2 separate regions of the Mus musculus genome follow, and region 2 is linked to region 1. A link is a contact called in ENCODE Hi-C or POLR2A ChIA-PET data. All regions are on one chromosome and are shown on one strand. Each heading gives the region's core, a stretch centred on a gene start or an enhancer-like site at or near the end of the contact. The rest is flanking DNA. Distances are from core to core; before and after follow the strand shown.

Region 1 (4,865 bases), core at 1,032-3,531:
CCATCAGATAGACATGCACTTGCTTAGCTAAGCCTTCAGAACCTGAGTTGGGGCCTGTCAGAGTCTCTGAGGCAGGAGACTTCCATCTTTTGTGCCGACTTCTCTGCTCCAGACACCTTAGACTTCCCATTCTTCTGTGGAAGCATGCTCCTCTCAGAGTTTAACCTTCAGGTCCCTCTTTCTTCCTTTTTCATTATTATTATTATTGTTATTATTATTATTATTATTAATGTGTACATGTATGTGTATGCATGTGAGTGAGGAAACAGAGAGATATCCAATTCCCTGCAGTTATAAGCAGTTGTGAGCTGCCAGATGTGGGTGCTGGGAACTGAACTCAGGTCCACTGCAAAAACAGTCAATGCTCTTAACCACTGAGCATCTCTTCAGCTCAGGTTTCTCTTTCCAAGATCACACACCTCCAGATCACTGGTCTTGTTGGCTCGAATGTTGTAGTCAACTCTTCCTGTCTTTTCCATCTGTCTAATGATAAACATTTCCCTAATGTCTACACTCCCCGCCCCCAGCCTGCCTCTCACTCTCCTGTGCTCTTTAAGCTCCTTGTCTTTTGTGAGGATTCATTCACTTGGTGTGGTTGGTCCAAGGTCTTGTCTTCCCTGGTATAGTGATGACTCCCGTGGACCGAATACCTTCTGTGTGTCTCAGGCTGTTTCACACACATCTCCTGCATCACCTGGTCACAGCCTGACAATATGGACGCATGGAGATGCACTCACAGTGTCAGAGACATCTGGAAGCTTCTACAGCCCCAACAGCACAATGCTGCCTGCCCCCATCCCTCAGGGAGCACGGTTCCCTTACTGGGCCCGCATCTTCATGCCCTGCCAAAGAACCTGACACACACTGGTAGCCAATCTAGATCTAGATGAGGGGATAAGATAGACGAATAGGAGGGACCCGAGGTCTGCACACTCTTTCTCCAGTGGTCTTTGTGAATTGAGCAACCTTACCTACTCTTCCAGCCTTAGTTTACCCAACATAAGACGTTCATATTAAACTTATATCCCATGATTATTGAGGCTGTGTTTTTAAAAAAGATTGTGTGTGTGTGGGGGGGGGGGCAGAGTAGAGTTCGAGTTCGTGGGTCCCCTGAGAGAGATTCAGGGTGGTTGCAAGCTGCCAGCGCTGGGTGCTGGAATCTGAACTAGTGTCCTCTGGAAAAGCAGCAAGTTCTATTAACCGCTGAGCCATCTCTCCAGCCCAAGGCTATGCAAACTGGGTCTCTCCATACAAACACCAGTATTTAGCATTTTCTTCCCACCCTCAGGATCTCAATTTGGGCGACCTAGCCCCCCGAAGGATGTGTGGCTGTCATCCTCCTAGAATCTAGTGGTCCAGCTCTGAGACAGTGCCACAGGGAGGCAGAGTGTCCTCTTGTTCTGCTGGCCTGGCCTCCGCACTCTGAGCTCTGCTCCCAGAGCAGGGCGGGGCTGGAAGCCTAGACCCGCCCTTGGGCCTCATTATCTACGTTTCCGCGTCAGGCGCGCTGGGTGAACTTGGCAAGCCCTCCCGGCGGTGGATGGGGAACACTTTGTGCCGAGCGCCCGCCCGCCCGCCGGGCCCTCCTCCTTCCCACCGGCGCCGCGGGGCCTGGACGCCTGCGCTGTTCTTAGGTCTGGGGTCTCTCGAGTGCCTAGCACCTGGCCCCGCAGCTCTGGACTCCCGCTCATCGTCCCTGGTGTCATCACCGATCTATTGGTCTACGGGTGTCCAAATGCGTAGACACCGCACGTAGTCAACAGGGTCATATAGATGCCGTGGCCCATTTTAAAACAAAGCTCAATTATAAGCGCTCAGCCGCTGTTTATTCCAGCCCAGTTTCAGATCCCCGAGGGCTGCTGTCAACTAGCACCCACAGGAAGCTCCATCCGAGCAAAAGGAACCTGGCTCGGAGCCTCGTGACTGGTTTGAGACTACCAGCTCCCTCAGGTCCGGACTGCTAGAGCCTAGGCAGATTTCTATGGTGGGCAGAAAGTTGAGGACCCAGTCTCCCATTCAGTGCGATCAGACGTACTGCGTGCTTGGTGGCTGAACAACAAGCGCTGAAGGTGGCAGAGACGGTAATGTCTCTATCTCCGGGACCTCACCTCCCACCCCCCTTCCCACGATCTCCGCTCCCCTCTAGCCAGGGCTGTACGCTGCTGCCTTGGTTCTAAAGTGCGTCACGGACGGGCACCAGCCGCGCTGCTCCACCGGCCTGGGTGAGGTTGGCGCCGAGCCAGCGCAAGCTGAGCCAGCAGCTCTTGACCATCACCCCGCCTAGAGACACCGGCGTGGAAAGCGCTCAAGCTGCGCAGCATCGGGTCGCTGCTGGAGACGCTCTCCGCTTTGGGCTCGGCGCCCCCGATCGGCCTCGGCCAAGCTCCGGAGCACGAGGTGACACCCCCTAAACTCCCTAGGCTGGCTCCCTAGGTTCATGGAGCCAGGAAGATTTCTTCTGAAGAAACTACGCCTCGGCCTCCCTGGGATCCTCGCCCCGCCCCGGGTCTCCGCCCCCTCCCCTTGGCTGGGGATCCCGGACCCGGCGGCGACCGCCTAAGAAGCTCCAGCAGCCTGGACAAGGAGGCGGCAGGGGGCCGGGAGCTGGTGGCTACAGACTCGCCCCGCCATGTGACGCGGTCCTCCTTGCCTGCGATCCCAGCGCCAGCGCCCGCGCCCAGCCGCGCCGCGCATCATGCTCCTGCCAGGACACCCGCGTCCACCACCCGCGCCCCAATCGGCGCAGAATCAGGGCCTCCGCAGGCAGGTAGAGCCTCCGGGGCAGCTTCTGCGCCTGTTCTACTGCACGGTCCTAGTGTGCTCCAAAGAGACCTCCGCGCTCACCGATTTCTCTGGTAAGAGCGCTCTTGCTTGCCTCGAGCCCGCGTTCCCCTAGCTGTTGCCCAGGTGAGTGGCCTCTGCATGGGGCACTACCTGGTTGGATTAAAGTTGAAGTGTTCTCCCTAACTAGTTATCTTGCCTCGTGGGAGCCCTTGGCATCTAGGTGGTGGTAGCAGGGAAGTCAGCCCTTATTAAGGCCGGGCTTATTTCGAGTTTCTCTAGGCTCTCTTGACTTTTGTTAGTTTCCTGGGCATCGGCGACGCAGCCCTGACCTTTGCATGTTCACCAGAGGACCCCTAAGCTGAGCCCGGACCCCTAAGCTGAGCCCGGACCCCTAAGCTGAGCCCGGACCCCTAAGCTGAGCCCGGACCCCTAAGCTGAGCCCGGTACCACGCCCAACTCTGGAAGATTGCCGTGGTCTGGACGAAGGGTTGCACTTGGCTGGCCACTCACACGATAAGGGTGCGTCCCAACCAGACTCCAGGGTACCCATGTAAGGAGACTTGTCCAGGGCACGTTGGACAGAAAGTCCAAGCCAGCCTCGAGGGGGGGAGCCTGGGAAGACTGGAGGTCTGGTGGAGATGCCCGGAGACTGATAGAAGCTGACAGAACAGAGACTGGACTCAGAGGCATGACTCTCCAACAAAAGGTGGCAGCACCCCCCCCCCAACACACACACACACACACACACACACACACACACACACACACACACGACTTTCTCCTGCCAAGTCAAAGATCAATGTGCTCTTTGGCGAATTCCTACCTGACCTCTGAGCAAAATACCTTAGCAAGGTGTGAGGCAAGGCTGCAGGTGGCAGTTAGTTGTGGGGATGGTTTTTAGAATCCATGCTCAAAGTGACAAATGTCTTTACCACTGCAACCGCCCCGGATCTCCATGTGCTCGGCATCTTTCTCCATCAACCCCAAGAAGCATCTATCTCTACCTACATCCTTTCTCTTGGGACCTTCTGCCTAGCTCAGGCTGGGCACAGACTCTAGCAACCCCCTTGCTACCGTTTTTTTTTTTTTTCTTTTCTTTTTCAGCATAATTGTGGTAAAGTCACCTGTCTGCTCCGCTCTGTTCTGCTCGTGTGACAGACTACTAGGCAAAGAAACTGGAAGTGCAGACTTGAGCTGGGTTTCTGGTTTGCTTACAGAGAATGTCATTCATTGTTAGCTGAGGTCAGAGGTTCTTTGCTTAGAATATTTAATATCAAGGCAGTGTTCTTGCCCGGCCAAGGAAGCCAAGATATGCCTGTTTGGCAAGCAAACCACAGTCCTTAAAACCAAGCTGCAGAGAATCAAAACTCTGGTAAATGTGCTGAGGAAATTCATCGGGTTTTTTTTTTTTCTAAGCACTGTGAACTTTTTTCTTTTTCTGTGACAGAACTTTCTTGGCTTCCAGAAACTTTCTGTGTTTGCTGATTTAAGCTGTAGCGAGCAGCTCCGAGTTCAGCCACTCTCTTGCCCTGATTATTGTAAGGAAAGAATTAAAAGCCGACAACCACCCTCACCCCCCCACCCCCATCCCATGACATCATTGCAACTGAACAAATATTGCTTTAGACAAATTGTAATGAAACTCCCCCACCGGCAGATTATAAACTCTTAAGAGTTTGTTTCTTGAGGGAAGCAGTTACAGTACTAACAGTGTGCAGTTTACCACACGAGTCTGGAAATTAACTGTGCTTAGCACCTTGACATAGAGCAGATCTAATCTACAAACTGGGAGGCAGCATCCTGTGAGAAGCAGGTGCTTTGGCTCTTAAGTAGTGAGATTGATGGATGGCTTTTCCTGCTGTTTTCCATGGTTTCTAAGTCTCAGAGCCAACAGCAGGTGGTGGCATTGCCGGGCCATTTCAGCCTTCCTCCTTACTCTCTAGGGACAGAAAGAAACATGTGGTTCTGTCTTCCCAAACTGTAGGCCTGCTCAGGTTTAAACCCAGGTTCTATATAATGTGGGACAGGGAAAAAAACCTCCATAGTCTCAGCGAGAAAAGTTGGCCCATTTAACTTTAAAT
Region 2 (5,096 bases), core at 1,978-4,477, 37 kb after region 1:
CCCCCCCCCACACACACTGCTTGAGAAGTCACCCGGGGAGAAGGGCATGTGGGGTGTACTTTTGTTCCTGTGGCTGCTGGGAACAGTTTCCAAGATGGGTGGCTGTGTACCTCAGAATCCCCCATTCCTGTAGCCCCAGGGGTCTGAAATCAAGATGTTGGCAAAGCTATGAACCTCAGTTTCTCCTGATGGCTGGCCATCCTTGGCTGCCCTTGGCGCATGTACATCCATCCCCTGTCCCTTGGCTCTTCACATCATTGTCTGCTGCCTGCTTTCTTTCTTCCTTCCTCCCTTCCTTCCTCCTTTCTTTCTTCCTTCCTTCCTTCCTTCCTTCCTTCCTTCCTTTCTTTCCTTCCTTCCTTCTTTCCTTCCTTTCTTTCCCTTTCTCCTTTTTCTCTCTCTTTCTCTTCCTTTCTCTCTCTCTCTCCTTTCTCTCTCTCTCTCCCTTTCTTGTCTTGTCTCCTGATGGGGACACTCACCATACAGCATTAAAAGTTTCCCCTGAGCTCCAGATGCCCTCCTTTTAACTACTTATAACTGTGTTCCTGTTTTCAAATCAAGTCACATTCTGAGCTACAGTAGGAACACGGAGATACATTATTCAGTCCACAACAAAGCTCTACTGTATTTCCCACCACCTCCCGCCTGCCCCGCTGAACTTCTTCCCGGCAGGCCTTACCCTGTGCAGGCTGCCCCCCACCCCCAGCTTTCCTCTCTGGGGTGAGGCAGGCCCAGGAGTGGTTTCCTGAAGTTTAATGCCATCCCCTTACTCCAGGAAGGCCTGGAGATTAGAGAACTCAAGTCGTCCTCGGGACGGGTGTCCACACGCCCAGGGACACCCACTCAGCATATTTTACTAGTTCTTAGGCTCTTCCAGATTCCCTGGGCTCATGTCCAACCCCTTAGTGTGCTGCCTGAAGGGAATGGAGCCGTCCAGCCTTGCACCAGGCCATCACAGACCAAGATACCTGGCCCAGACAGGAAAGCCAGCATCTGACCCCACAGCCCCCTGTGGCCTCCTTTGGTCACCGGCCCCAGGTCTTCTGCAGAAGCTATATATGCCCACACCTTTTTAACTCAGCAGCCCCTGCCTCAGGGCCACTAGCATCTCCTTGCTCTGAAATCTGTGCAGGAATGGGGAAGGGGGCTTCCTGGGGCTCCTGTAACCCAGCTGAATATTTTCCAGGTTACTTAACCAAACTCCTGCAAAACCACACTGCCTATGCCTGTGACGGGGACTATCTGAATCTACAGTGCCCTCGGCATTCAACAATAAGTGTCCAGTCGGCATTTTATGGGCAAGATTACCAAATGTGTAGTTCCCAGGAGCCCATCTCCCAGAGGGAAGACAACCTGACCTGTGTGGCATCCACCACTTTGCAGGTATTGCGTTTTGTGGGTGTTCTAAGATCATGAAATAGGTTTTCCCCCCTCTCTTTTCTCTACCTCTGTCCATCTCTTTCTCCCCTTCTTCCCTGCATTTATGTGTGTGTGTGTGATTTTTACAGTTTATTCAAAGCAAATATCCATGAAAACACCAATTATTATACATCATTCATTTTTGCAGGTGAGCTACTACTTGCTTCTCAAAATGAGTCTTTGTCATAGAGTACAAATGGAATCCCTGTGAGATAAAGTGTTCCCTCTGCACACATTCAATATGAAGTTGGTCACAGGTGCTCTCTTTACTGCAGTGAAGCAAAACAGCTATGCTGGACTTCAACCTACAGGCCCATATCACTGATAAATGCCCCCATGGGGAAGGTGGAAACCCCACATGTCTTTCTGATACCAGGATTGGCAGTCACGAGCTTCCTAAAGAAAGGCCCAAGAGTCATCACTAGTTGTCTTCTGTGTCTCATGGTTTGCTTCTCCATCTGTAGACGACCATGTTATTCTCACTTGGAGAATATTTTGAGTGGTCTTGGCTGAATTTGTTTTTCTTTTGAACAATGCCAGGGAAAACAACAACAACTTCACAACAACTTCACAACAACAACAACAACATCTTCTTCTTCTTCTTCTTCTTCTTCTTCTTCTTCTTCTTCTTCTTCTTCTTCTTCTTCTTCTTTCTTCTTCTTCTCCTTCTCCTTCCTCTTCCTCTTCCTCCTCTCCCTCCTCCTCCTCCTTTTCCTCCTCCTCCTTCACTCCTTCTTCATTCTCTTCCTCCTACTCTTCTTCCTCTTCATCCCCCTCCTCTTTCCTCTCCCTTCTCCTCCCCATCTTTTTTCTTTTTCTCCCCCTTGGGTAATTTTGAGAAAAAGAATGGTACACACAGAGATCAATTTTTTTCACTGGTGGAATTAGCCCATTTGTGGCTTATACGTGCAACTTTTTTCAGTACTGGGGATTGGCTGAACCTAGGATCTCCTGCACACTAGACAAGCATTATAGCCTTAGGCAAGCTATAGTCTCAGCTCCCTCCCCCCCCTTTTCATATTTGAGACAGTATCTTGCTAAGTTGCCCAGGCTAGCTTTGAACTTGCTCTGTAGCCCAGGTAGGCCATGAACCTCCACCCTGCTGTCTTTGCACAAAAGCTTGGATTACAGGCCAACTTTATCCAAGCAATTTATAACCTGTTACCCCAACTACCTGGCTAAGATTACTAAGTCACTGTCCTGGGATGATTTTAATGCCTCTCGAGTTCTTTGCAACAGATGGTGTTAGAAGTCAGCTTGATCATGCTCAGCATAGAATATGTGGATGAAGGTAAATTTACCAGAAGGTCTAAGGAGCCTTCCGTATACCTTTTCTAATGCCCACAGAGAAGAAGCAAAAATATGAGACGACACAAAAGTTCTTCCATTTTTCATCCCATGTATTCAGTCCAAAAACCATAGCATCTGGGTGTGTGATTGGTGAACAACAGAAAAGAATGTGTCTGGCTGACGAGTCCCTGGACATGGCTTCTGTGCTGTGATGACAACCTGTTTCTTTGCAAGTCAAGCAGAGTGTCTTTGAGTGCCCCACCCTGCCCCAGTCCCTCCCTCCCAGCCTCCCTCCCTCCCAGCCTCCCTTCCAAGAACTACAGTCCTGTCGCCCATCCCCCCCCTCCCGCCCCCCTTACCCAACCCGGGTGGCCAGGCCCTCTGCTGCCCTCCAAGGTGCATGAGAGGAGAGCTGGCCAGCACCAGGAGCACAGAAGTACCCGAGGTTGAAAGTGTGAACTGCTGGCACCCGCATCCTTGCTCCAGCCTGGTGCCCTGAGGGAAGAGGAAGTTCATTTAGGCTGACTTGTTAGCATCTGCGAACACAATCAGAGGCTGAGGCTGCCAGGAACAGCCCTGCGCAGCTCAGCAAGTTCCTGCCCCCTGGGGCTTCACACTATACTGAGTCAGCCAGTGTCCCCAGGGGCAGTGGTGTTTAAGGTAGGGACAGGTTAACATCTGCCAAGGTAGCCACCATGGCGCCTCTCTGCATTTTGCAGTTGGTAACGTGGTTTGAGCACAGTCTGCCTCAGAGCCTGCTCCAAGGCCATGATGGAAGAACCTTACGGAAACATCCAAAGGCTGTGTAGTTTACCAAGACCAGTAGCCATGCCAGGGTGTGCCATCATTCGAGAGCTGTGCCTCCCAGGGGGATAAAGGGTCCTCCCCTTGGGAGTTCTTTCTGATCCATATCTCCTGGGTAGGTGACATGGCAGGACCAACACCCTTCATGGAAATATGTGTTCCTTGAGCTGCCTATAAGGACATGGTAACTCGGGAAAGCTCAAAAATTTGCATAGAGTTAAGTCCTAAAGTATGTGCAGTCTCTTGAGTACAGTTCCCTTTCTGGGTTTGGTATCTCTTTCATTAGAACCAAGGCTAGGACCTGAGTTTATTCCGGGCAGGGCGTTCTCTGGGAGCCAGAGCCCAGAGGAGCAGCAGGACGGCGTGGATCTTTCCATAAGACAGTGTAGGGTTTTCTACAAGCTTCCAGAGGGGTTGCGGGAGAAGTTTGTTGACTGAGTATTCCACTAAAGAAACCATTCAGCAGCAAGGTCACAGGCTAATGCCCTTGAGTTCGTTAAGGGTGGGAATCGCTTTTATTTTATTTGGTGGAACAAACTTTGTGTGTTTGAAGCTTTCCCCAGATTCCTAAAGCCGGTCAGTGGCCTTTCTAACAGTAAGGAGGTGTGGCCATAATTCCTGGCCATAATGTCTCAGCTTTAAAACTTGAATTGCCCCCTTGCTGAACAATCAGAAGTGACTTGATGGCACTCACGTCCCCTGGATTCTCTGAGGGACTGCACTTTTAAAAGAGTCCATCACATTGCCCACTGTGGCTGGTTGGGGGTGGCTCTCCCATGGTCCTACTTCTCTGGACCAAGCCCTTCCTTCTGGATGTTATGGGGAGATGCTCCACCCCCACCCACCTCATGTGATTCCATCCAGGACACAGCTCAGGCCAGGCAGGGAAGCCTCATTCCCCTAGGGCCCAGATCAAGGCAGGTTTGGGGTCCAGCAGACACCTGTGCAGTTTACAAGCCTATCTTTTTCTACCCCTCCTTCCAGAAGGTGCTGGACGAGTGCCAGAACCAGCGGGCCTGCCACCTCCTGGTCAATAGCCGAGTCTTCGGACCTGACCTTTGTCCAGGAAGCAGTAAATACCTCCTGGTCTCCTTTAAATGCCAACCTAGTAAGTAACTTCTGAGTGGGGGGGACAGTGTGTTTGGGGTTGGCCCCTGGTTTCATGGACACTCCTGACCAAAGTCCTCTGCCTATCCAACCCCAAATCCCCTAACATGAAGATCAGAGAGAAAGACGCACACGCACACATGTGTGCTCCTACTTATGAGTCTTTCAAATGTAAAAAATCTTTCTCAAGGTGTAAAAGTCAACTGCATTGATATTGAAAGTATCCACGGGGTAGAGGAAACAGGAGTGTTACTAGGCTTGATTTTCGCTGGGCTCAGAGGCATGGGTTCCACCAGAGCCACCAACCACCACCTCAGGTGTGTGTGAATTGGCTGTCCCCAGTTTCATGGATGTGAGGTGTGCTGGAGTATTGTGTTTTTCCCTTTGACTTTCGCCAACCACAGTACCCAGGACCTTATGATCAGCCCTCTGAAAGCTCTAAGTAACCTCTCTTCATGGAGCGGGTCTCATTTTTA

The links. Hi-C counts contacts between places; a loop is a spot of excess contacts on that map. ChIA-PET counts read pairs that join two places held with the same protein, here RNA polymerase II (POLR2A).
Region 2: a map of heart shows a loop between it and region 1 (1.9-fold over the local background). The contact joins the enhancer-like site here to the promoter of Eva1c in region 1. A Hi-C loop is called at or near these places in 1 of 37 maps with a recorded cell type or tissue (heart). POLR2A ChIA-PET finds 5 or more read pairs at or near these places in 2 of 5 experiments (Patski and embryonic stem cell).

The regions. Positions count from the first base shown.
Region 1 is chr16:90,828,578-90,833,442 of GRCm38, forward strand. Eva1c (eva-1 homolog C (C. elegans)) reads left to right here and starts at 2,282. Exons shown (of 8, transcript NM_001199210.2): 1 at 2,282-2,855. The coding sequence starts at 2,696.
Region 2 is chr16:90,865,069-90,870,164 of GRCm38, forward strand. Eva1c (eva-1 homolog C (C. elegans)) reads left to right here. Exons shown (of 8, transcript NM_001199210.2): 2 at 1,187-1,383; 3 at 4,498-4,621. Among named protein-coding and RNA genes, the nearest start is that of Gm36363, 16 kb to the left of the region's middle. Within about 2 kb of position 3,228, at least 1 of the 3 ENCODE cell types and tissues checked has a DNase peak (open chromatin) inside an H3K27ac peak, as active enhancers do; it is heart, where a contact is called at or near this core.